3 separate regions of the Mus musculus genome follow, and regions 1 and 3 are each linked to region 2. Evidence: chromatin loops called from intact Hi-C (ENCODE). Cell type or tissue: left cerebral cortex. All regions are shown on one strand. Region 1 holds the start of Gm31982 (a long non-coding RNA gene). Region 2 has its middle 120 kb from the start of Ly96. Region 3 has its middle 180 kb from the start of Gm46085.

Region 1 (8,000 bases), 310 kb after region 2:
AGACTGTGGGTGAGGTGACAAGTTCCTATGGTTCTTGCCTATAGAAGACTAGAAGGGGGCAGAGAGGTCTGTCCCTGACCAAATGTTTGTAAAATGTTGATCACCAGTTTACACATACCTGACAAAGATTTTATAGGAAACCTGTGCTGTGATCTCAGGCACATAAGGAACGGTTCTCTAAAAAGTTTTAGAAAACGTGGAGCTCTCAACACTTTATTCAATTGAAGAATGCAGCCAATAAAAGAAATGTGTATTTTGTGACAAAAAAAAAAAAAAAAAAAAAAAAAAAAACCAACTGAACAACAGGTAGAGTATACACTGTATGCTGATCAGGTTTATACATTTGAAAATGTCAAACAAAGCTGACTTTTGATGTTCTAAATTAACATAACTCTTCCATTCCATCAACAGTACTCATTGTTTCAGAGGGAAAAGAAGACAATGTACAAAGGAGTGCCTTTGACAATAGATTTTTATCCTTGGAGGATAAGCAAGAGGGAAAATCTAATATTCATAAGATTTTCACTTTGGTAAAACAAACCAAAAATATGGGTCCTTAAAGGAATTCAATTGGAAAATTGGAATGCAGGTGTTTACTGTGAGATATGAGAGAGGACAATATAATATATATATATATATATATATATATATATATATATATATATATATGCTACCAGGACAGTTTAGGGGGGTTTGGGACCAGTTGATATAGATAGAAATGTCCAGATTTACCCGTGGATCTGGTAAGGGCTTGAAGGATGAAATGTCTTAATCATTCAGATGTACTCTTGTACATCTGTAAGAGTAACATCAACTTATAACCAACACCAAATGTAGTGGGCCTCCACATTCTAGCTACAATCCTTTCTCCATTGTGCACTGTTTTTTTGCAGTTCTAGAATTTCTTGTAAATTCAGCTTTGGGCCTTCAGAGCAGGTGTACCTTCTGTGTCTTCTCAACACAATTTTCTTCACTTCATTGTAAGGGATGTTGACTAGAATATTTGCTAACAAGGAAGTCTCATTGTATCTAGGGGTACATTGGGGTCACCTGAGTTCTAGAGTCAAAGTATGAAGAAGCCTGGCAATAAAGTGGTGCAGTGTGAGAGAAGGGCAGAAGAAAGATATCCCTGCATCAGCAGAGAAGTAGCTCCATCCTTAACCTTCTTTCCTAACTTGGAAGTTGAGAGGTGGCTGAATATTTACCAGCCAATAATGATTTGTTTCAGAGTGGATGGAGTGGATGTAGCTGAATTACCTAGACAACATTGAGCTTTCTCATCACAGCAGAAACAGACCTCCGTGGTCAATATCTTAATGCTAAACAAAATAGTTAAGTTTCTACACATATGAGATGCAACAAAACAGAAATATACATTTGAAAAGAGGATAAAATAATAATAAAATCATGGCAAACAAGAATATATATATAATATATATATATATGCACATGCACACACACACACACACACACACACACACACACACACACACACACCACACACACACACTATAAGAGTAGGCCCTGTTATTAAGTACTTCTGTTTAAATAATTCTATAGTTTATGGACTTTGCAGCTGAGAATTAATCAAATTGTTGCTGATAGTACACATTGAACTATATATATATATATATATATATATATATATATATATATATATTACCAGTATATGTATTGTGGTGTGTGTGTGTGTGTGTGTGTGTGTGTGTGTGTGTGTGTGTGTGTGTATTGAATCCAGGCTCTTATACATGCTAGACAAATGTACTCCCACTTAGGTATAGCACCAACCTGTATTGTCATTTGTTCTGAGTGAGCAGACAGATAAGAATGAATTATGAGTGATCTAATCCAAAGCAAATGATAATGAGAAACTTTGATGCTCTGAAAAGGCAAACAAATATTATTTTTCTGCCTTTAATTTTTCAACTGATTATAGTTTTCCAAGAAATCTACAAAGTAGTTATTTATCACTTCAACTTAATAAAGACGTGAAGGCTTAATATGACTCTATAACTGGACTGTGGCCTAGTGGGCATTCAAACTCAGAGCCTGTGTTTCTTTTCTTTTCTTTTCTTTTCTTTTCTTTTCTTTTCTTTTCTTTTCTTTTCTTTTCTTTTCTTTTCTTTTCTTTTCTTTTCTTTTCTTTCTTTCTTTCTTTCTTTCTTTCTTTCTTTCTTTTCTTTGTTTTTTTGAGACAGGGTTTCTCTGTGTAGCCCTGACTGTCCTGGAACTCACTTTGTAGACCAGGCTGGCCTCGAACTCAGAAATCTGCCTGCCTCTGCCTCCCGAGTGTGGGATTAAAGGTGTGTGTCACCACGCCCGGCTAGAGCCTGTGTTTCTTAATTCAACAACCCACTGCACTATATACAATTCAAGTGGAATTTGTGGAAAAGTAAAAGAAATATGTAGGAGCATTTTAACTCTCTGTGATGGTTTACCAGGTGAGTCCAAGCATGGAGGCTTAAGGGTGATGAAAGATTTTTCCAGGTGGTAATGAAGAGCAGTTAGTAGTTAAATCAGAATCTCTCTTCTCTGGTGTATCACCCAATGCATTTTGTAATTGGTTATTTATGTGTCTAAGTTTTTTATTTAGGAAACATGTATACAGTTACTCCCCAGGAGCCATTTCCCTGTACCCTGTACCCTTGTACCCTTAATTAGGGTGTTTGTAGCTTATTGGTTGCTCCCTTCACATCATAGGAATGTCATTGGAAGAGTGGAGAGACTGAGGTTGCACATAGGTGAATGGAAAATCTTGAAGCCTTCTGGCAACATGTGAACATTCCCAGAACCCAACAGTGCAAAAGTCAACATTTGCCATGATGAGCAATGGAGTTGTTTCCTCTTCAGCCAAGCTGAGATGACCAATGGAATTGTTTTTCCACCCTTTGCTGTGTTTCCACTCCTCTTTGAAAATCCTTGTTTAGGGTAGTAGTGGGGTGCTAACAGCACACATTCTAAAGCAGGGTGGCATTACTGAAAGATTTGATTGCACAATGCGCATTTGTCTGGAAAAGCTTAGGAATGTTTCATTTTAGCTTTCCTCTTGATAGAATCTATTTGTATCTCTGGGTTTATCCCTGTAGACTTGGAGGGAGTGGTGAAAGATGAACGGGCAGTGCTCAGCCACAAGGGGAGAAAAACGTCATCCAGCCCTTAGAATAGCAACAGCAATAAATATGGGCATGCAGTTCTGCTGCTGAGGCTGGAAAGGCAGGCCGGATCGCATTTACACACCCAACAGGCCTGCTTGGCTGAGACGACTTTGTCAGAATCATGCACAAAAGTCGATGCCTCCTTGGATGTTTGCTTTCTGAGCTGTGACTCAGCAAAGAAAAGAGAGCTCAGAGCACAGAGCCCACCACAGAATCTCTAGAGGAGATTCCAGCACCCTTCTGGCCCCAGGGGGACACTCTGAATTGACTTTAAAAAAAAAATGGATGTTTTATTTGTTTGCTTTTCAAATGTTATCCCCTTTCCTAGTTTCCCCTTGGGAAACCTCCCTCTCCCTGCTTCTATGACAATGCTCCCCCACCCACCCACTCCTGCATTCCCACCCTGGCATTCCCCTACATTGGGGCACTGAGTCTTCCCAGGACTAAGTGCTTTTCCTCCCATTGGTGTCTGACAAGGCCATCCTCGGCTACTTATGTGGCTGAATTGACTTTTGGGATAGCTGGCTCAGGGCTCTTGAAAGCTGAGTCCAAAGCTTCCCTACACATTGGTCTGAGAACTTGATGTTATCCACAGCTGCCCCAGCCATCAAGGTGCATACGTAACGGAGAAGGTGGAAATGAGGGCTCTTGTTGGTCATCAGTTATTTAAAGAAAGCCCATTGGATTTCAGCCACTGATTGAACAGAATCAGCATCTTTGCTCTGGAAGGTCCAAGAAGAACATGGCCCTCTTCTTTGGCAGCTCCTTGTCTTTCTTTCTCAGCCAGCACCAGCTATTTCTGGGACCTGCTTACTTTAACTTGTGCACCCATGTTCATAACTGTTCTGCTTTCACTCGCAGCTTGGCCATATGTGGCTGTGGTTTTATCATCTTTACTTTCTTCTGCTACTTGAAATTATCAAGACGAGGCATCTTTATAGCCTGCACATAGCAGGAGTCGTAGGCTGCAGCTTTCAGGCTAACCCAGGCAGCCAGTTCTCACCATGTGCCTCCAAAACCAAAGCATCACCTGAATCGGACCTCTTCTCTTTTTCTGTTAAACAGCTCTGCTCTGAAATGAGAAAGCCAAGCTCCTTCTCAGTGTGATCTTTGTGGTTCACCGATCTCTCAAACCTCTCTTCACAGGGAAGTTCTGGAAGCAGGCTCCCCTTGACCACATGACACCTATTTCTCTTACAAAGCCGCAGTAGGCAAAGGCTCAACCCTGGACTGTCATGTGTCTCGGTTACAAGCTGAGCATTATTTATGTCCATCTCTTGTCTATAGATCACAATATTGTTGTTGACTTGAAAAATATCATAGTTAAAAATTAAGGAAAAGTGCTTTGGATACAGACTCATCATGAAATTCAGCTCTGTATTTTGGTATCCTGGTTAGCTTAGCTCTGTGGGATCTTACTAAGACCCACAAGGTGAGCGGAACAGGTTTTTATAGCACTAGCTCCTGTGTTTATTCTGTCAACAGCCCTTGTGACATAAGGTGGCTAAGAAAAAATCCTGCCAGTGAGTTGAAGTTCATGCCAAAGGGACAGAGATGACTATTTGATGCCCAGAATCTACACAGTCTCCTCCTTTCCTATTTTTATATTCACGAAGCAAAATCAAGCAATGCTCACAACATTAGCACTTTCTCTAAAGCTATGTTTCTGAATTTTTAAGCCCCTTTCTCATATGCCTAGAGACAGTGAAGACACAAATTTAGCTCCCCACCTTCTATTTAGCAACAAAAAAGAATACCAAAGATATTTGCAAAATAAATTCTGGTGTATTATCGAATACTCTAAATTTGAATTGCAGAGGCATGTACTAAATGATCTTCCATCTCGGGAAAGATCCCCTTAAATATAAAAAGGGAAATGATAAGAGTGCCCAAGAAGAGTCTCTAAGTCACTTACTGGGAAATAGTAAGACATAGGCACATTCCTGGTGTTGTGTAGTTATGAGGTCAGGATACTTAAAATATACACAAGTACATTTTAAATTAGTAGGAAAATACTTTAGGAAACAACTAAATAAAAGGTACATTTTAAAACATAGGCATGAAAAAAAATAAGTAAAACATAGGCATTAAATACCCCTATGGAATGCACCTGTCCCAAGATTGTATCTGACATATCTCAGAGACATTCACAGTTGCAATCACCTATGAATAGGTCTCCTAATATCAAAACAACACAGGGAATGTGTACTAACCCTGATCTTACTAGTTTTATGACAATAGTAGAACACATTGGAAAGAGATTTTCTCCATGTTCCTGATGTCTCTTATCTTCATGTCATAAGTGACATTATAGAATATTAATACAACCACCATGGGTGTTTGTATAATAATCTACTAAACCAAGCACAAAATGAAGAAAGGAACTCACAAGGAGCTATAAGTAGCATCCTGGGATTTTTATTCTTTGTTGCCTTGTTATCTATTTTTGTTAGAAACTGTAATACTTTATAGTGATTCACATTATTTTAAGTGTGTTTTTGAAAAGTATAAATAGCTGAAATTTATTTAGAAATAACATCTGTTGTTTTGTTTTGTTTTTTTGAGATAGGGTCTTGTATTTGGCCTTGGAGTTGTAGTGATTCTCTTGCCTCTGCTTTATGAGTACTGGGGTTGCAAGTGTATGCCACCATGCCCAGTTTAGACTTTATAAATAAAAAGTTTCAAAGTCTAGCTGAAGTGCACGATAGAGTTGAGCCGACACCATGGTGTGAGCGTGAGTATGATCATGTAACCATGGAAACCAAGCCAAGAGTGTGTGAGTGAGTATGATAAGGTAGAAGCCCTGTGAAGTAATGTGTGAACGCCTTAGTTATGATTGGTTAAAATTAGCTTAAAAACCCTGGTCTGGCACTGTGACACACTCACTCAATCCTGGAGGCCAACAGAGATGCTGAGAATTGAGTCCACTGGAACGCTTGCCACCAAATGAGAACAAGCCCGCTCCATGCGGACCCAGCTCCAGCAAGATCCAAGAAGGAGAAGTCTCGGACCTTACCTGATGCTCCATCATTGGGCCAGGCTACAACATCAGCCAGACAGGAGGTTAGTGAAGCGTGTGTGTGTGTGTGTGTGTGTGTGTGTGTGTGTGTGTGTGTGTGTGTAGGAGTGTGATCCCATTTCATCACTTGATTATTGCTACTTATAAATAAATAAGCTGTTATAACCAAACCTCTGAGTCTGGGACTTCCTTTTTGCTTGTCATTAATCCCGATTCACGACAGTTTCACAACAGTTGGCATAAATCGGTAGCTGGGAAATAGCTGGGACCCTGCTTAGCAGCCTTCACTTAGCCGCTTAAGCAGTCGTTTAGGTCATGCTTTAATTTGCGGACATGCTAGAATTCGGACATGCTAACAGCCATTTAGCAGCTGCATACCACCACCTAGTGTCTCCGCTTTAAATTGCGGGCCATTTACCAGGCGGTAGAATTTAGTTATGCTCCTAGTCTGAAGCAGAGAACCTCTGGCCGTGAAGTCGAACGTCTATGATGTCTCCAAGGCAACTCTGATCCGAAAGGTGATGAGGAAGAGTGGGTAAATAGGCACAGACAAGTAGACCAAATAGCCAGTGGGGAGCCTAGTCTGTACTCAGCAGACACTGGCCCGTCTTATGACGCCTTGAAGCCAACTCTGATCCAAAAAGTGAGGAAGAGCAGGTAAATAGTGCAGACAAGTAGACCAAAGGAGCTAGGAGAGCCTGGGCCCATCACCTCAAAGCCAACTCTGATGCTCCCAAGGGATCCAGGTTGGAGGAAGAGCTGAGGGTGAGGGTAGAAGCCTCTAAGTCGAATGAGGGAGTGGCTGGCAAAAAGACTAGTGAGATGGGCAGATAAATTATTTAATGAATTATTGAATAATCCACTAAGAAGTAATATCACCTGGTATTTTAAAAAGAAAACAATAAAGGCACTGTACCACGTAGCTATAAACATCTCGAGCAGACTAAAAAGGCTCATCAAGGGTATGAAAAAGATAAAATTAGAGGACGTAGAAGCCTCTGACTCGGTGGAAAGAGCTTGGCAGGGTACTAACCACATAGTTAAGAATAAGACTAAGTGCAAGGAAGTTAAAACTGATGTCCCATCGACAGCAGTACAGCAGGTGGAACTTATCATAGAGCACCACAAAAAGGAGTACCTAGTATACTCATGAAGACTATAGTCGATTTGGATAAGTCGATTTGACTTATGGTCAAAAGGCTAACCATGAATATCACAAAACGACGGACTCCAACCCTTTCAAAAATGCCCTAGAGTCAGGACCAGTGTGTCACTACCTGTGGGAAGCCATTCCGAACTCCCTGGCCAGCCCAGGCCGCACCCTAAGATGGCACCTGACAGAAATCTGTGCCAGGCAGTAAACAAGCCCATATTTGGTGGATGACTCGCCCTTAATCCCTGATTGGCTGAGCAAGCCTGCCTGGTGAGGTGATGTGACCTGCAGTGATTGGTTGAGGCGTGGTTGTGGCTTGAGCGCATAAAAAACGCTTGTACCTGAGGCTGGAGGCTCCGGGGAGTTGAAGAGAGAAGCTGTCTGAATAAACTGCATTAAGAACTGGTGGTTGCGTTTTCCTTGCTGGTCGAGGCGGACGCAACAACTACCAGTGACAGCCTCCGGGCTTCTGATGCGGGTAAGAGTTCCAGACACGCTGGCCCCACAGAGATGATAATGGAAACCAGAGCGTATACCCCACAGGAACTTAAAGAACTTAGAAAGGATTATGCCCAGAACGACATGAAAAATGCGCCCTACATAGTAAGACTGTAGGAGAAGGGAGCAGATACAATAACATCAGACCAAGAGATGAGCAAAATTAGGAACATGG
Region 2 (8,000 bases):
ATGTTGTTATTGAAGACCAGCCTTAGTACGTGGTGATCAGATAGGATGCATGGGATAATTTCAATATTTTTGTATCTGTTGAGGCCTGTTTTGTGACCAATGATATGGTCAGTTTTGGAGGAGGTACCATGAGGTGCTGAGAAGATGGTATATCCTTTTGTTTTAGGATAAAATGTTCTGTAGATATCCATTTGTTTCATAACTTCTGTTAGTGTCCATGTAACTCATGTTTCTTTTTCCAGAATCTGTCCATTGGTGAGAGTGGGCTGTTGAAGTCTCCCACTATTATTGTGTGAGGTGCAATGTGTGCTTTGAGCTTTACTACAGTTTCTTTAATGAATGTGGCTGCATAGATATTCAGGATTAGAGTTCATCTTGGTAGATTTTACCTTTGATGAGTATGAAGTACCCCTCCTTGTCTTTTTTGATAACTTTGGGGTGGAAGTCGATTTTATTCGATATTAAAATGGCTACTCCAGCTTGTTTCTTCAGATCATTTGCCTGGAAAATTGTTTTCCAGGCTTTTACTCTGAGTTACTTCTGTCATTTTTCCTGAGGTGGGCTTTCTGCAAGCAACAAATTATTGATCCTGTTTGGCCAGTCTATTAGTCTATGTTTTTTATTGGGGAATTGAGTCCAATGATGTTAAGAGAAATTAAAGAAAAGTAATTGTTGCTTCCTATTATTTTGTTTGTTTGTTTGTTTTGTTTTTTGTTTGTTTGTTTGTTTTGTTTCCTATTATTTTTGTTGTTAAAGTTGGGATTCTGTTCTTGTGGCTGTCTTCTTTTAGGTTTATGAAGGATTACTTTCTTGCTTTTTCTAGGATGTAGTTTCTGCCCTTGTGTTGGTGTTTTCCCTTTATTATCCTTTGAAGGGCTGGATTCATGGAAAGATATTGTGTGAATTTGGTTTTGTCATGGAATACCTTGGTTTCTCCATGTATGATAATCGAGAGTTTTGCTGGATATAGTAGCCTGGACTGGCATTTGTGTTCTCTTAGGGTCTGTATAACATCTGTCCAGTATCTTCTGGCTTTCATAGTCTCTGGTGAGAAGTCTGGTGTAATTCTAATATGGCTGCCTTTATATGTTACTTGACCTTTCCCCCTTAATGCTTTTTATATTCTCTGTTTATTTAGTGCATTTGTTGGTCTGATCATTATGTGTCGGGTGGAATTTCTTTTCTGGTCCAGTCTATTTGGAGTTCTATAGGCTTCTTGTATGTTCATGGTCATCTCTTTCTTTAGGTTTGGGAAGTTTTCTTCTATAATTTTGTTGAAGATGTTTGCTGGCCCTTTAAGTTGAAAATCTTCTTTCTCATCTTCTCCTATTATCCGTAGATTTGGTCTTCTCATTGTATCCTGGATTTCCTAGATGTTTTGAGTTAGGAACTTTCTGCATTTTGCATTTTCTTTGAAGGTTGTGTCCATGTTTTCTATGGAATCTTCTGCATCTGAGATTCTCTCTTCCATCTCTTGTATTCTTTGGTGATGCTCGCGTCTATGGCTCTTGATTTCTTTCCTAGCATTTCTATTTCCAGAGTTGTCTCCCTTTGTGGTTTCTTTATTGTTTCTACTTTCCTTTTTAGATCTTGGATGGTTTTGTTCAATTCCATCACCTGTTTGGTTGTGTTTTCCTGTAATTCTTTAAAGGATTTTAGTACTTCTTTAAGGGCTTCTACCTGTTTAGCAGTGTTCTCCTGTATTTCTTTAAGTGTGTTATTAATGTCCTTCTTAAAATCCTCTTCCAGCATTATGAGATATGAATTTAAATCAAAATCTTGCCTTTCTAGTGGTTTTGTGTATCCAGGACTCGCTGTGGTGGGAGTACTGGGTTCTGATGATGTGGAGTGGTCTTGGTTTGTGTTAGTAAGATTCTTACATTTGCCCTTTGCCATCTGTTTATCTCTGGTGTTAGATGTTCTAGCTATCTCTGGGTGGAGCTTGTTCCTCCTGTGATTCTGTTAGATTCTGTCAGCACTCCTGGGAGAGTGATCACTTGAGTACAAGGGGTCAAAGCACTCGCTGCAGGCAAGCTCTCCTCTGGCAGGGAAGGTGCACAGAAGACTGAGGGTCAGTCCCTCCTCCTGGCTGAGGGTGAAGGCCTAAAGGCCTCCTGTCCAAGTATCTCTGTTGCTTCTGCAGCCTTCATGATCCTGCATGCACAGGTCTGTGAGAGACTCCGGATAGACAATTGAGATCTAACCTGAGTCTCGAGTGTCTGTGTACTCGCTGTAGGCAAGCTCTCCTCTGGCTGAGGATGAAGGCCTGAAGGGACCCTGTCCAAGAAGCTCTGTTGCTTCTGCAGCCCATGTGTTCTCCAGCTCAGACTGGTCTCTGAGAAAGCCAGGATAGAAGATCTTGACACTAATTCTTACATATATGTCATAGAACAAATGGCACACACTGGTGATTCCAGTACTTGGGAAACTGATGTGGGAGGATAACAAGTTTGATGCCAGCCTGGGCTACTTACAGAATTTGAGCCCAAGCTACACAGACTACACAAAAACCTGTGCTAGAGATATAAATAGCTACATAGATAGATGATAGATAAAATAGTGGTAGATAGATAGGATAGATAGATAGATAGTAGATGATAGATAGATAATGATAGAGAAGGAGAAGAAGGAGCAATAGAAAATGGGCTCTCAAACCGCTTTACTCTATTTGTTTATTTGTTTATTTATTTATTTATTTATATTAGGTATTTATTTCATTTACATTTCCAATGCTATCCCAAAAGTCTCCCACAAACTCCCCCACCCACTCCCCCCTTTTGGCCTTGATGTTCCCCTGTACTGAGAAATATAAAGTTTGCACGACCAATGGGCCTCTCTTTCTACTGATGGCAGACTAGGCCATCTTCTGATTCATATGCAGCTAGAGACATGAGCTCTGGGGGTACTGGTTAGTTTATATTGTTGTTCCACCTATAGGGTTGCAGATCACCCCAGATCCTTGGGTACTTTCTCTAGCTCCTCCATTGGGGGCCCTGTGATCCATCCAATAGCTGAGGGTGAGTAGATACTTGCTTAGAATATATGAGGCCTTGGGCTAAATTCTGAGCACATACCACCACCACCACCACCAGCACCACCACCACCACCACCACCACCACTACCACCATCACCACCACCTGTCGCTACCGTCTGTGACGAAACCGATGTCCTTCTCAAAGCAGTTTATTCAGGAACTTAACAATGTGCAGGAAAAAGATGCTCCGACCTCTCTAGGCCATCCCCCTTTATACCCTCTCGCCCACTCCCCATCACCCCAGTCCACATAGGCACAGTTCATTGGCTCAGGACTACATTCGTCACATCATCAGATCTTACATCGTGGTGCATCTGTGCAATGCAGCTCAAGGTACGTGGCTATCTTGAGGGATATGAGGAAGTCATGTGCTAGTCATAAGACTTGGCAACAGTCCCGAGCGCCATCTTGGGGCTGAGGCCACATCCACTCCTCACAACCACCAAAAAACAAAAGTGAAACAATCTCTAGTTTAGCTTAATTTTACATCTTTAGTAGCTGTTGCAGTGCCTGGGAAGTGCTCAACAGAAATACTTGGTGAACATGTATTTTTTTTAACCATTGTGGAAGTAATGGGAGAAGTTTTCAGGATGATGTGCATTCGGCACCCTTTTAACAGGTGTAACATCTATATCTGAAGTTAGTGAGGAAAATTTCAGAGAGCAAATTTTTGCCACAGTGTAGAGTTCTTCAGTTTCCAGGATTGGAGGTGGAATGTGTGTGTGTGTGTGTATAGTTGATGTTTTTAGAACAACGCAGTGGCTTAGCCCTGTGGGAGCAGATTGCATGAGACAAGCACCCAGAATGGGGGTGGGGGGAGGGATGATGCCAGCCAATCTGTCAGATTTCATCATCTGCTGGTCCTGGGCTAGGAAGATGCTTAATATATGCCTCTCAAGTTTCGATCTTGCGAGGAGCTACCTTCCCACATCTGCAGGTTGCCTACAAAAACCCAACATCTAAAAGTAATATTTTAAAAAGCATATTATGTATTTTGAGTTTTGTAAATGAATCTTGGTTATCTTTTTTAAAGCACAGATTCTAATCGTTTCTGTTCTGCTATGAATTTTACAGACAAGGAGAAAAGATAAATTTTATAGGTTACTTGATACAAGAACCACTTTTTACTTTCATTTTATATTGCTGAAATTGTAATTATATAATTATGAAAAAGCAGTTTGAGGTGGAGTCTATTGAGTCATGTACAGGAGTTGTTATTATAGATGGAAAGAAAAGACCAATGATTTTTATTTTCTTAAATCTGGGAAACCTATTTCTTGGTGATGTGTGGGTATTGGCAAATAAATGTGTGGGTTGGAAGGTTATTTATATATACTTGCATGAATGTAGCTCTCTGTGTGTGTATGTGTGTGTTTGTGTGTGTGTGTGTGTGTGTGTGTGTGTGTGTGTATGTGTAATGTAAGTAGCTCAGCATTTACAACAAAAGCTCTTAAGTTTAGAAACCCAATGGGAATGATATAGCAAACTCCTGAATATCTAAGTAGTACTCACATGACACAATGATATTGTCTCCTTGGAGGTCCTGTAGGTGGTTCTCTTTTAACAAGTAAATAATATTCAAGTCACTTAATGCTTTGAGTTGTTGAAATATCTTCCTTGAACATTATTCTCCTTCTTCTTATCATTACTATTATTTGCAAAGCACTCTTTCCAACATGCTACAGAAGTTGTGTTCAGTTAAAGTTTCTTTTCTGTTGGTTTTAAAACTCTGGGATTGGAGCAGATGGGCTTTTACAGAAACTTCTCTATCCTCTAGTTATGAAAGATAATGACAGTCATCTCCATAGAGTGGAGACAACACAGGTCAGCCATTTAAATATAATGACCTATACCTGTCCTAGGATGTACTTCATTTATCCAGGGAAACAGGAAACTGGGGAAAGATAGTGTTGAGGGACTATTGAGAAATATTTTTCAAAGCAGACCTTCCATTTTTGAGTTAAAAAGAAACTATTCTGATGGTTTTAAGTTTCTCATCTCTTTGGCATTCACATATGACTGTGTGAAAGACAGTTCTAAATGGGAAACTTGGCAGGAATATTGGTGGTAGGAGATGACTTTGCAGGAGACAGGTTGTGATGACAGAAAGAACACACTTGGCCATGACCTTAGATGTCTGGTCTCCATGGGCTAAATACTGGGAAAGGAACAGTGTGCGTTTCTCAATATTGTTTCTAAGCTCAGGCCACCCTATTACAAATCCCAATCCACCACGGGATCAATGCATCATTGGCTGAAGAAGACTGTAGCAGGCATTCCTTACACGTCACAGATTGAGTCCAGGTTTCATGTGAGCGATGGCCTAATTGCTAGTAGGTGACCTTTACTTATTTCCTTCAACTTAAAAGATTAAGCTTGATTCAGGGCAGATCTTGAGAAAGAGTCAGTCAGTTAGCAACATAATCTGTTGAATCATGAGAACATAAAGACTTAAGCATGCACTGAAACATCACAGCCAGGTATCTGTCTCCTAAGTGCCAAAAGCAATGCCCCCTCTTCCTCCCTTAAAGCTAATGATAGTCATTTCTAGTGGGTGGGAACAAAGAAGATCAGCCATCTAAATATGATGCCAGGCACAGTATTCTTTTTTTTCTCTTTACTGCTAAAGTTTTCTGTCCTTCCAGCAAGTAAAAAAATTCCGTAAGATTAACCCCATCCTCTGCCAGGCTGAATCTGCCACATCTTGCCTCTCAGCTTCACCTTTATGACCTCCCACCAGTAGCTGTAGCTCAATCTTGTCCAGTAAACATCTTTTTTTTTTTTTTTCCTCTTGGTTGTTAAGACACAAGCTTTCCCGGTTTACCTTCACTTTCATCCCGGAGGCAGTTTGGCCTTTGAAGTAAATCTGCATCGCTCCCTGATTCCTCCTTTGACCATCTCCTCTCCCCTCCTGGCTGACTGTAATGAGCACTCCTGGTGTTCAAATCCAGTCAACCATTGTGTCTGTCTCATCACATGTCCAAAGATGAATGTGAAGTGGAAATTTCTTGTTTCTTTGGAAAGTTATATCAAATGTTGTTTTGCTGGGGCACACAGGTGAAATGATGTGTTGCTAAAGAAAATATGTGAAAGACTTTTCCTGAAGAAGCCACAGGTAAAAGGATGTTTTGATATAACAAACACATGAAAGGACACTTGTATAAATTTGACTCCACAGACAGTGGGAGATGAGCACTGAGCATTGATTTGTTTTGTTCTGCCTCGCTTTTCTAATTTACTGAAGACACACATGTATTGGTTCACCTTACCTAGCATTGTTGAGCACAACTTGTGGCAATGCCATCATTAAGAAAAACTTGCCAAAGAACTGCTCATGAGCTCCTGCAGCAGCTTGCCCTTTGTATGGCCTCACCTCAGGATTGTTGGTGTTCATGCCTGGTGTCTGCTGCCAAAAGGACTGGCCTGTAGCTGCTGGCTTGTGCCTGGTGTCTGCTGGCTAGAGAACTGGCCTGTAGCTGCTGAGTTGTATTTGGTGTTTGCTACAGGGCTGAACTGCTGAGAAAGAAGATTGAGCTTACTCCCAAAGAACTATTGATGAACAGGTCCACTTCCTCCACATACTGATAACTTTTCTTTTCCACTACCTCTTCTAGATGGCAGGCTCTACAGGAGAGGTTGAAATCTTATTAAAAAGTAGGTTGCAAAAAATGTATGCCTATAGATGAGCTTGGGTCTTTTCTCCAAGTTGACATTCCTTGTATTCTTTTGCAACTTCATTAAAAATGGCTTCAGTTTTCTGTGTATGTGGCCAAACATCCCCTACTTCCTCTTTTCCTCATGGACATTTCATCCTTCAAAAATCCCTCATGTTTCTAGTCTTGACTTCTTGCTGTCTCCATTGCTATTATCTTAGTGTGGTTCACTATCTTTCCATCATGGATTATTACAATTGCCATTAGAAATTTTAATAATAAGCTTCTATCCTTGTTCTCTACCTATGAGGCCAGACAGTGGTTCTTCTTCCTCCTCATCAATGTCCTTGTCCTCATCTTCCTCCTCCTATGTTGTGGGGCTCTTCTTTGAGTCCAGAGCCCCATGCATGCTAGGTAAACATTCTACCACTGAGCTCTGTCCTCAGCTCAAAAGACTTGACTGTTAGAGTCATCAGGAAAATAAAGTCTATTTCTCTGATCCTAACTCTCCAATGACTGTTTCAAACCCCAACATAAATGTAAAGCCTGCAGGCTGAGAAGACCACATGAGCTGTTCCTTTCCCCCACCTGTGATCTCTTTGACTTCCTTTCCCATCATGCAGCCACTACAGATATACTGGCCTCTTTGCTGTTCCTTAAGATTCCAGACAAGTTTTCATTTTAGGACCTTCACACCTGATATTTTGTCTGTCTAGAATGTTCTTCCCCAGAATTAATCCCCTCACACCAACCCTTTACCCAGTTCCACCTTCTTATCATGGCCACATTGATGGCCCTAGCTGACACTGATTTCCACTGGTACCCAGCATACCTGACTCCCCGGCCTTGCTTTACTATTTTTCAGTGACATTTACCATCTAGTAAGATACTACACAATGTACTTATTTTCATTTTGTAACTGTCAGCCTCTCTGCACTAGGTTGTAATTTTCATGGGGGTGTGTATCTTTGCACTTACTGTGGTATGTGGCAAACAGGGAATGCTTGTTGAATGAATCAAAGCGGGTGGCCAACTGTCTTGTTCCTTTGGACTACCATTTGTTTTTCTCTCAAGCCTTTGCTTAGTTAAAACCATATCTTTCTTCATTTTCTTCTTTTCCACCCCCTCCTCCTTCATTTCCTCTTTCTTCTTCTTTCTCTACCCACACCTGTGCATAGTGTATGCATGGTTTATGCAAGTATGTGCACTCCTGTGTACATGGGTGTGGCGGCCAGAGGAGGATACTAGTATGTCTTTCACTGTCTACTTCCTTTAAACAAAGTCTCTTCATGAACCCTGGAGCTAGATCAACT
Region 3 (8,000 bases), 110 kb after region 2:
ACCTGATAAACAGCTTTGGTGAAGTAGCTGGATATAAAATTAACTCAAACAAGTCAATGGCCTTTCTCTACACAAAGAATAAACAGGCTGAGAAAGAAATTAGGGAAACAACACCCTTCTCAATAGTCACAAATAATATAAAATATCTCGGCGTGACTCTAACTAAGGAAGTAAAAGATCTGTATGATAAAAACTTCAAGTCTCTGAAGAAAGAAATTAAAGAAGATCTCAGAAGATGGAAAGATCTCCCATGCTCATGGATTGGCAGGATCAACATTGTAAAAATGGCTATCTTGCCAAAAGCAATCTACAGATTTAATGCAATCCCCATCAAAATTCCAACTCAATTCTTCAACGAATTAGAAGGAGCAATTTGCAAATTCATCTGGAATAACAAAAAACCTAGGATAGCAAAAACTCTTCTCAAGGATAAAAGAACCTCTGGTGGAATCACCATGCCTGACCTAAAGCTTTACTACAGGGCAATTGTGATAAAAACTGCATGGTACTGGTATAGAGACAGACAAGTAGACCAATGGAATAGAATTGAAGACCCAGAAATGAACCCACACACCTATGGTCACTTGATCTTCGACAAGGGAGCTAAAACCATCCAGTGGAAGAAAGACAGCATTTTCAACAATTGGTGCTGGCACAACTGGTTGTTATCATGTAGAAGAATGCGAATCGATCCATACTTATCTCCTTGTACTAAGGTCAAATCTAAGTGGATCAAGGAACTTCACATAAAACCAGAGACACTGAAACTTATAGAGGAGAAAGTGGGGAAAAGCCTTGAAGATATGGGTACAGGGGAAAAATTCCTGAACAGAACAGCAATGGCTTGCTCTGTAAGATCGAGAATTGACAAATGGGACCTAATGAAACTCCAAAGTTTCTGCAAGGCAAAAGACACCGTCAATAAGACAAAAAGACCACCAACAGATTGGGAAAGGATCTTTACCTATCCTAAATCAGATAGGGGACTAATATCCAACATATATAAAGAACTCAAGAAGGTGGACTTCAGAAAATCAAATAACCCCATTAAAAAATGGGGCTCAGAACTGAACAAAGAATTCTCACCTGAGGAATACCGAATGGCAGAGAAGCACCTGAAAAAATGCTCAACATCCTTAATCATCAGGGAAATGCAAATCAAAACAACCCTGAGATTCCACCTCACACCAGTCAGAATGGCTAAGATCAAAAATTCAGGTGACAGCAGATGCTGGCGTGGATGTGGAGAAAGAGGAACACTCCTCCATTGTTGGTGGGATTGCAGGCTTGTACAACCACTATGGAAATCAGCCTGGCGGTTCCTCAGAAAACTGGATATAGTACTACCGGAGGATCCAGCAATACCTCTCCTGGGCATATATCCAGAAGATGCCCCAACTGGTAAGAAGGACACATGCTCCACTATGTTCATAGCAGCCTTATTTATAATAGCCAGAAGCTGGAAGGAACCCAGATGCCCCTCAACAGAGGAATGGATACAGAAAATGTGGTACATCTACACAATGGAGTACTACTCAGCTATTAAAAAGAATGAATTTATGAAATTCCTAGCCAAATGGATGGACCTGGAGGGCATCATCCTGAGTGAGGTAACACATTCACAAAGGAACTCACACAATATGTACTCACTGATAAGTGGATATTAGCCCAAAACCTAAGATACCCAAGATATAAGATACAATTTCCTAAACACATGAAACTCAAGAAAAATGAAGACTGAAGTGTGAACACTATGCCCCTCCTTAGAAGTGGGAACAAAACACCCTTGGAAGGAGTTACAGAGACAAAGTTTGGAGCTGAGATAAAAGGATGGACCATGTAGACACTACCATATCCGGGGATCCATCCCATAATCAGCTTCCAAATGCTGACACCATTGCATACACTAGCAAGATTATGCTGAAAGGACCCTGATATAGCTGTCTCTTGTCAGAGTATGCCTGGGCCTAGCAAACATAGAAGTGGATGCTCACAGTCGGCTATTGGATGGATCACATGGCCCCCAATGAAGGAGCTAGAGAAAGTACCAAAGAAGCTAAAGGGATCTGCAACCCTATAGGTGGAACAACATTATGAACTAACCAGTACCCCGGAGCTCTTGACTCTAGCTGCATATGCATCAAAAGATGGCCTAGTCGGCCATCACTGGAAAGAGAGGCCCATTGGACACGCAAACTTTATATGCCCCAGTACAGGGGAACGCCAGGGCCATAAAAGGGGATCGGGTGGGTAGGGGAGAGGGGGTGGGTGGCTATGGGGGACTTTTGGTATAGCATTGCAAATGTAAATGAGCGAAATACCTAATAAAAAATGGAAAAAAAAAAAAAGAGTTGATTTTAAAACAGGTGCCACGTCTGAATGTAGCAGAATACCTTCTTTCAGCTTGTTCTTCATATGCTGGGAGAGCTAGGGCAATAGACAATGTTTCTAATTTTTTTAAATTTAAAAACAATGTGTTACTTAAAATTATATCTTGAGCATGTGAAATTTTCTTAAAATTTGATTGTTAGAAAACACATGGTGGAACTAACTTGTGGCTCTAGGGGAGCAGAGGCCCTTATTCCTGTGAAGGCTCCCAGTGTAGGGAAATGCCAGGACTGGGAATGGGAGTGGGTGGATTGGGGAGCAGGGGGCGGTGGGAGGAGATAGGGCATTTTTGGAGGGGAAACTAGGAAAGGGGATAACATTTGAAATGTAAATAAAGAAAATATCTAATAATTTTTTTTAAAGTTGATTGTTTGGGGACTTCAAAGCTAGTGTCATTATGATAGTGTCAAAGGACTTCAGCAGTTCCCAGCAGCTTGTCTTTCAATGATGGCATTGTCTTGGGAAAACTTAGCAGGGTGTCACTATTTTGACACTCTCACCAGGGTGTCCTGGCCTGTACTGCAGAGGAATAGCCTTCTCTCTCACCCTGTTGCTTAAGTTTGGGGTCCAGTAGACATGTCCTCTCCCCGATACTGGCTTTGCTAATCATCAAGCTCTTCCTGCCGTGCAAATCCAGAGGTTCTGCTCCATTCTTAATTTTACAGAATTGGGACAGTTTATAGTTTATATTTTGGGTTTCTTGTGAGAATAAATGAGAGGCATATGCAGTAGAGTACTAGATGGATTAAGTGTGTTGTTTCTAGTTAACCCGTAGTGGGATATTGGGTATATTTTAGGTATCCTATTTCCTCATCCATAGAAGGAGTACATTGTATCTGTTTTTTCAAGCAGTTGATTAGATACAAAGAATGCACAAACATGAGTTGGTCCTTTTTACAACACTATTCCTGGAATATATACTGAGTTCCAGTAGATTATGTTTTTCCCCCACTGAACTCTGCTGATTTTGTTTGAGATAGGGTTTCTCTATGTAGGCCTTGTAGGCCTAGAACTCATATATAGACCAGCTTGGCCTCAAACTCATAGAGACATGCCTGCCTCTGTCTCCCCAGTGCTGAGATTAAAGGTGTGTGTCACCATGTCCTGCTGAATTCTGATGTTTTAAATGTCTCAACTTGGGCAAAAGAGTGCTGATGAGCTCCATAGTCCACAGGCAGGAGTGAAGATGCTGACTGGTGGGGAAGCTGGAAGGATTCACAGAACAGGCTCAGGAGTGACAGACTGTGAGCCTGCCAAGAAACTGTACAGGGAGCTCCTTCCCTCACACTGCTAAAAATACTGCTGGGAGAGTAATTTCTCTGGTCCTAATTTAGAAATCAAAGACAGAGCCACCATTTTCATGTTTGGATCCTGGTCAGCCTTCAGTCTGAGTTTTAAATTTCAAGAGATTTTTGTGGAGGGAACAGTTAAAATAGCCTGTAGAGTTTGGAAATTTTATTCGAGAATAGGTACATGTTGGGCATCATTTAGGAAATTACTAGTATTTTTGAAAGGCTTTATTAGGAATAGTTGGAATGCCATAGTAAGAAAATCTTTTCAGCTATTGACCTGCCCATAAGTCTATGATTAAATGTGTGTGTGTGTGTGTGTGTGTGTGTATGCGCGCGCGCACAATCTTTCACTGTGGATTATTGTTCACTCACTTCCACAAACATTTATTGAGTTATTATTATGAAAAATACTGCATCCAGCCCTTGAACAGAAGTAGGAAAATATAAAGAGAAGTAGCAAGAGATTCCTATTCTCAAGTGATCTTAGAGTGTTCTGGGAAACACGAGGCTTCAAAACCAACACAAGGAAACACGTTGGGTTCAGGGTCTAGTCAGGGTTGTTGTGTGTAGAAACAGGCTAATAATGTAGGCTGGATAGAGGGCTCAGCAAATACAAACACTAGATGCACTTCCAGAGGACTAGTCTCAGTTTCTAGCACTACACTTGTCTGTAACTCCAGTTCTAGGGGATCTATTGCCCTTGGTTTTTTTTTGCTGTGACCACCACACACACACAGGCAGTATAATTATATATACACACAGGCAGTATAATTATATACATGCAGGCAAAACATTCCTACACATAAGACAAATAAACCTTAACGACAACAAAAGAAACAGGTCAATTAGCTAAACAACTTGTCAAATCACTTCACCAACTACCAATTACTAAAAGACCAAATTAGTCACAATCAACTTGCCATTCGCCCAGCTCCACTGAGTGTTGCTGAAGAAAGAATTTGCTTATGGGGCTCTATAGAGGAAACCTTTTATTAGTATTATTTAATACTGTATTTGTATTAGTAAAGTGGTTATTTTAAACTTCCAGCCATGGACTATGTCTATGATTTCCAGTCCTCTTGAGTTAGGCCATGGGAGAACATTGTGCATATCAAATTTCAGTAGCCAGAAGTGAAGTTTGCTTAAATAAATCAGACCACTTTAAGAAAGCTGATGCATTAGTTATGTTTTCAGTAGGAAAGAGATGCCACCAAAGGAACTGCCTGGAAATGCAAAGTTAGCTTTGTAAAGGTGCACATTCAGAAGTGTGGGAAGGATTAGGGAAACCAACAATGGTGGTTCCCACAGATGGGAAGTGTGAGAAGCCATGGCCACATGGAAGGGATGAGATGGTGGCAGTCACCTACCACATCTCATTTCTAGCAGGTGCCTCTCACTGCTCACAGCCAGTGATGAGCAGAGGTAACGAATTGCTAGGCAGAGGAAAGGGCAGAGAAGAGACATGGCACCTGTCTCATAAGAATAGGGGCATAAGGCATAAGTCTCGGATGCCTCCTATAAGGTGGTTTTAGAGAATCTAATAGAACATCTGTTTGGCTTACTAAAGCCCCTCTACAGACCTCTTGAAACATAGACATTTCTGCATTGACTTCCCTAAAGCTTAAAAGAATTTTAGTAGAGGGCCAGGGTACAATGTATGGCTCAGGCTAGAATCTTGTTATCTTGATTTTGTCTTGAGAGAACTGTACCTTAGTGTATCAGCCTGAAGCAAGATAGGGTGGACACCACTGTTGATGCAAGTGTAACTGACTGTGAGCGTTAGATCTACACAGGACTGATGCTTAATAGCAACCCCAGGTGATAAGGTTGAGGCAGAATACTCAAAGCAACTGTATTTCTCACTTCGAGCCTGAGTTTCCTCTGGATTAAGTGAATCTCTGAGGTTCTTAGATACTGAGGAGAAGGAATCGCCAAGATGGTGATAGACCTCCCACTAATAAAGTCACATGGGTCTTTGGAGGATTTAGGAGCATAACAACTGAGATACATGTCTTTGATTCTTTTTGTTTTGTTTTTGTTTGTTTTTGGTTTTGGTTTTTTTGTTTTGTTTTGTTTTGTTTTGTTTTGTTTTGTTTTTAGATAAGGTTTCTCTGTATAGCCCTGGGTGTCCTGGAACTCACTTTGTAGACAAGGATGGCCTTGAACTCAGAAATCCGACTGCCTCTTCCTCCCGAGTGATGGGATTAAAGGTTTATGCCACCACAACCGGCTTGAGTAGGAATTTTGATGGGGATTGCATTGAATCTGTAGATTGCTTTCAGCAGGATAGCCATTTTTACTATATTAATCCTGCCAATCCATGAGCATGGGAGATTTTTCCATCTTCTGAGATCTTCTTCAATTTCTTTCTACAGAGACTTGAAGTTCTTAACATACAGATCTTTCACTTTCTTAGTTAGGGTCATACCAAGATATTTCATATTATTTGTGACTATTGTGAAGGGTGTTATTTCCCTAATTTCTTTCTCATCCTGTTTACCCTTTGTGTAGAGAAAGGCCACTGATTTGTTTGAGTTAATTTTATATCCAGCTACTGTACTGAAGCTGTTTATCAGGTTTAGGAGTTCTCTGGTGGAATTTTTAGGGTCACTTATATATACTGTCTTAGTCAGGGTTTCTATTCCTGCACAAACATCATGACCAAGAAGCAAGCTGGGGAGGAAAGGGTTTATTTGGCTTACACTTCCATATTGCTGTTCATCACCAAGGAAGTCAGGACTGGAACTCAAGCAGGTCAGGAAGCAGGAGCTGATGAAGAGGCCATGGAGGGATGTTCTTTACTGGCTTGCTTCCCCTGGCTTGCTCAGCCTGCTCTCTTATAGAACCAAGACTACCAGCCCAGAGATGGTCCCACCCACTAGGCACCTTTCCCCCTTAATCACTAAGAGAAAATCCCTTACAGCTGGATCTCATGGAGGCATTTCCTCAACTGAAGCTCCTTTTTCTGTGATAACTCCAGCTGTGTCAAGTTGACACAAAACTAGCCAGTACATATACTATCATATCATCTGCAAATAATGATATTTCAACTTCTTCCTTTCAAATTTGTAACTGAAACCCCTTTACCTCCTTTTGTTGTCTAATTGCTCTGGCTAGGACTTCAATATTATATTGAATAGGTAGGGAGAAAGTGGGCAGCCTTGTCTAGTCCCCGACTTTAGTGGGATTGTTTCCAGCTTCTCTTCATTTAGTTTGATGTTGGCTACTGGTTTGCTGTATATTGCTTTTATTATGTTTAGGTATGGGCCTTGAATTCCTGATCTTTCCATGAGTTTTATCATGAAGGCTTGTTGGATTTTGTCAAACGATTTCTCAGCATCTAATGAGAAGATCATGTGATATTTGTCTTTGAGTTTGTTTATATAGTAGATTATGTTGTTGGATTTCCATATATTAAACTATCCCTGCATTCCTGGGATGAAGCCTACTTGGTCATAATGGAAGATTGTTTGGATGTGTTCTTGGATTCGGTTTGCAAGGATTTTATTCAGTATTTTTGCATTGATATTCATAAGGGAAATTGGTCTGAAGTTTTCTTTCTTTGTTGGATCTTTGTGTGGTTTAGGTATCAGAGTAATTGTGGCTTCATAGAATGATTTGGGTAGAGTACCTTCTGTTTCTATTTTGTGGAATAGTTTTAGGAGAGTTGGAATTAGGTCTTCTTTGAAGGTCTGATAGAACTCTGCACTAAACCCATCTGGTCCTGTGCTTTTTTTGGTTAGGAGACTATTAATGACTGCTTCTATTTCTTTGGGGAAATGGGGCTGTTTAGAGCGTTAATCTGATTCTGATTTAACTTTGGTACCTGGTATCTGACTAGGAAGTGTCCATTTCATTCATGTTTTCCAGTTTTGTTGAGTATACCCTTTTGTAGTAGGATCTGACGTTGTTTTGGATTTCCTCAGGTTCTGTTGGTATGTCTCCTTTTTCATTTCTGATTGTGTTAATTAGGATACTGTCCCTGTGCCCTCTATTAGTCTGGCTAAGGGTTAATCTATCTTGTTGGATTTTCTCAAAGAACCAGTTTCTGGTTTGGTTAATTCTTTGAATAGTTCTTTTTGTTTCCACTTGGTTGATTTCAGCTCTAAGTTAGATTATTTCCTGCAGTCTACTCCTCTTGTGTGAATTTGCTTCTCTTTATTCTAGAGCTTCTAGGTGTGCCTTCAGGCTGCTAGTGTATGCTCTCTCTAATTTCTTTTTGGAGGCACTCAGGGCTATGAGTTTTCCTCCAGACTGCCTTCCTTGTGTCCCATAAATTTGGGTATGTTGTGGCTTCATTTTCATTAAACTCTTAAAAAG

The links. Hi-C counts contacts between places; a loop is a spot of excess contacts. Peaks named below come from ENCODE experiments on the same cell type or tissue, not always from the same donor. Only the 100,000 strongest peaks of a DNase experiment are listed, where the experiment ranks them.
Region 1: a loop joins it to region 2, with 4 times the contacts of the local background. A loop is called at or near these places in 6 of 42 quality-filtered maps.
Region 3: a loop joins it to region 2, with 2.1 times the contacts of the local background. A loop is called at or near these places in 2 of 42 quality-filtered maps.

Annotation. Positions count from the first base shown.
Region 1 is chr1:17,117,062-17,125,061 of GRCm38, forward strand. Gm31982 (a long non-coding RNA gene) reads right to left here and starts at 7,507. Exons shown (of 4, transcript XR_865203.2): 1 at 7,452-7,507. Gm28783 (a long non-coding RNA gene) reads left to right here and starts at 3,536. Exons shown (of 2, transcript XR_373222.2): 1 at 3,536-6,218. In left cerebral cortex, CTCF peaks have their summits at 3,136 and 6,560 (motif pointing left); DNase peaks (open chromatin) are centred at 3,175, 3,997, 5,990 and 6,569; H3K27ac peaks cover 1,207 bases.
Region 2 is chr1:16,806,122-16,814,121 of GRCm38, forward strand. No RefSeq gene overlaps it. Among named protein-coding and RNA genes, the nearest start is that of Ly96, 120 kb to the left of the region's middle. In left cerebral cortex, no CTCF peak of the experiment used is centred here; DNase peaks (open chromatin) are centred at 3,792 and 5,123; H3K27ac peaks cover 215 bases.
Region 3 is chr1:16,913,221-16,921,220 of GRCm38, forward strand. No RefSeq gene overlaps it. Among named protein-coding and RNA genes, the nearest start is that of Gm46085, 180 kb to the right of the region's middle. In left cerebral cortex, no CTCF peak of the experiment used is centred here; a DNase peak (open chromatin) is centred at 3,645.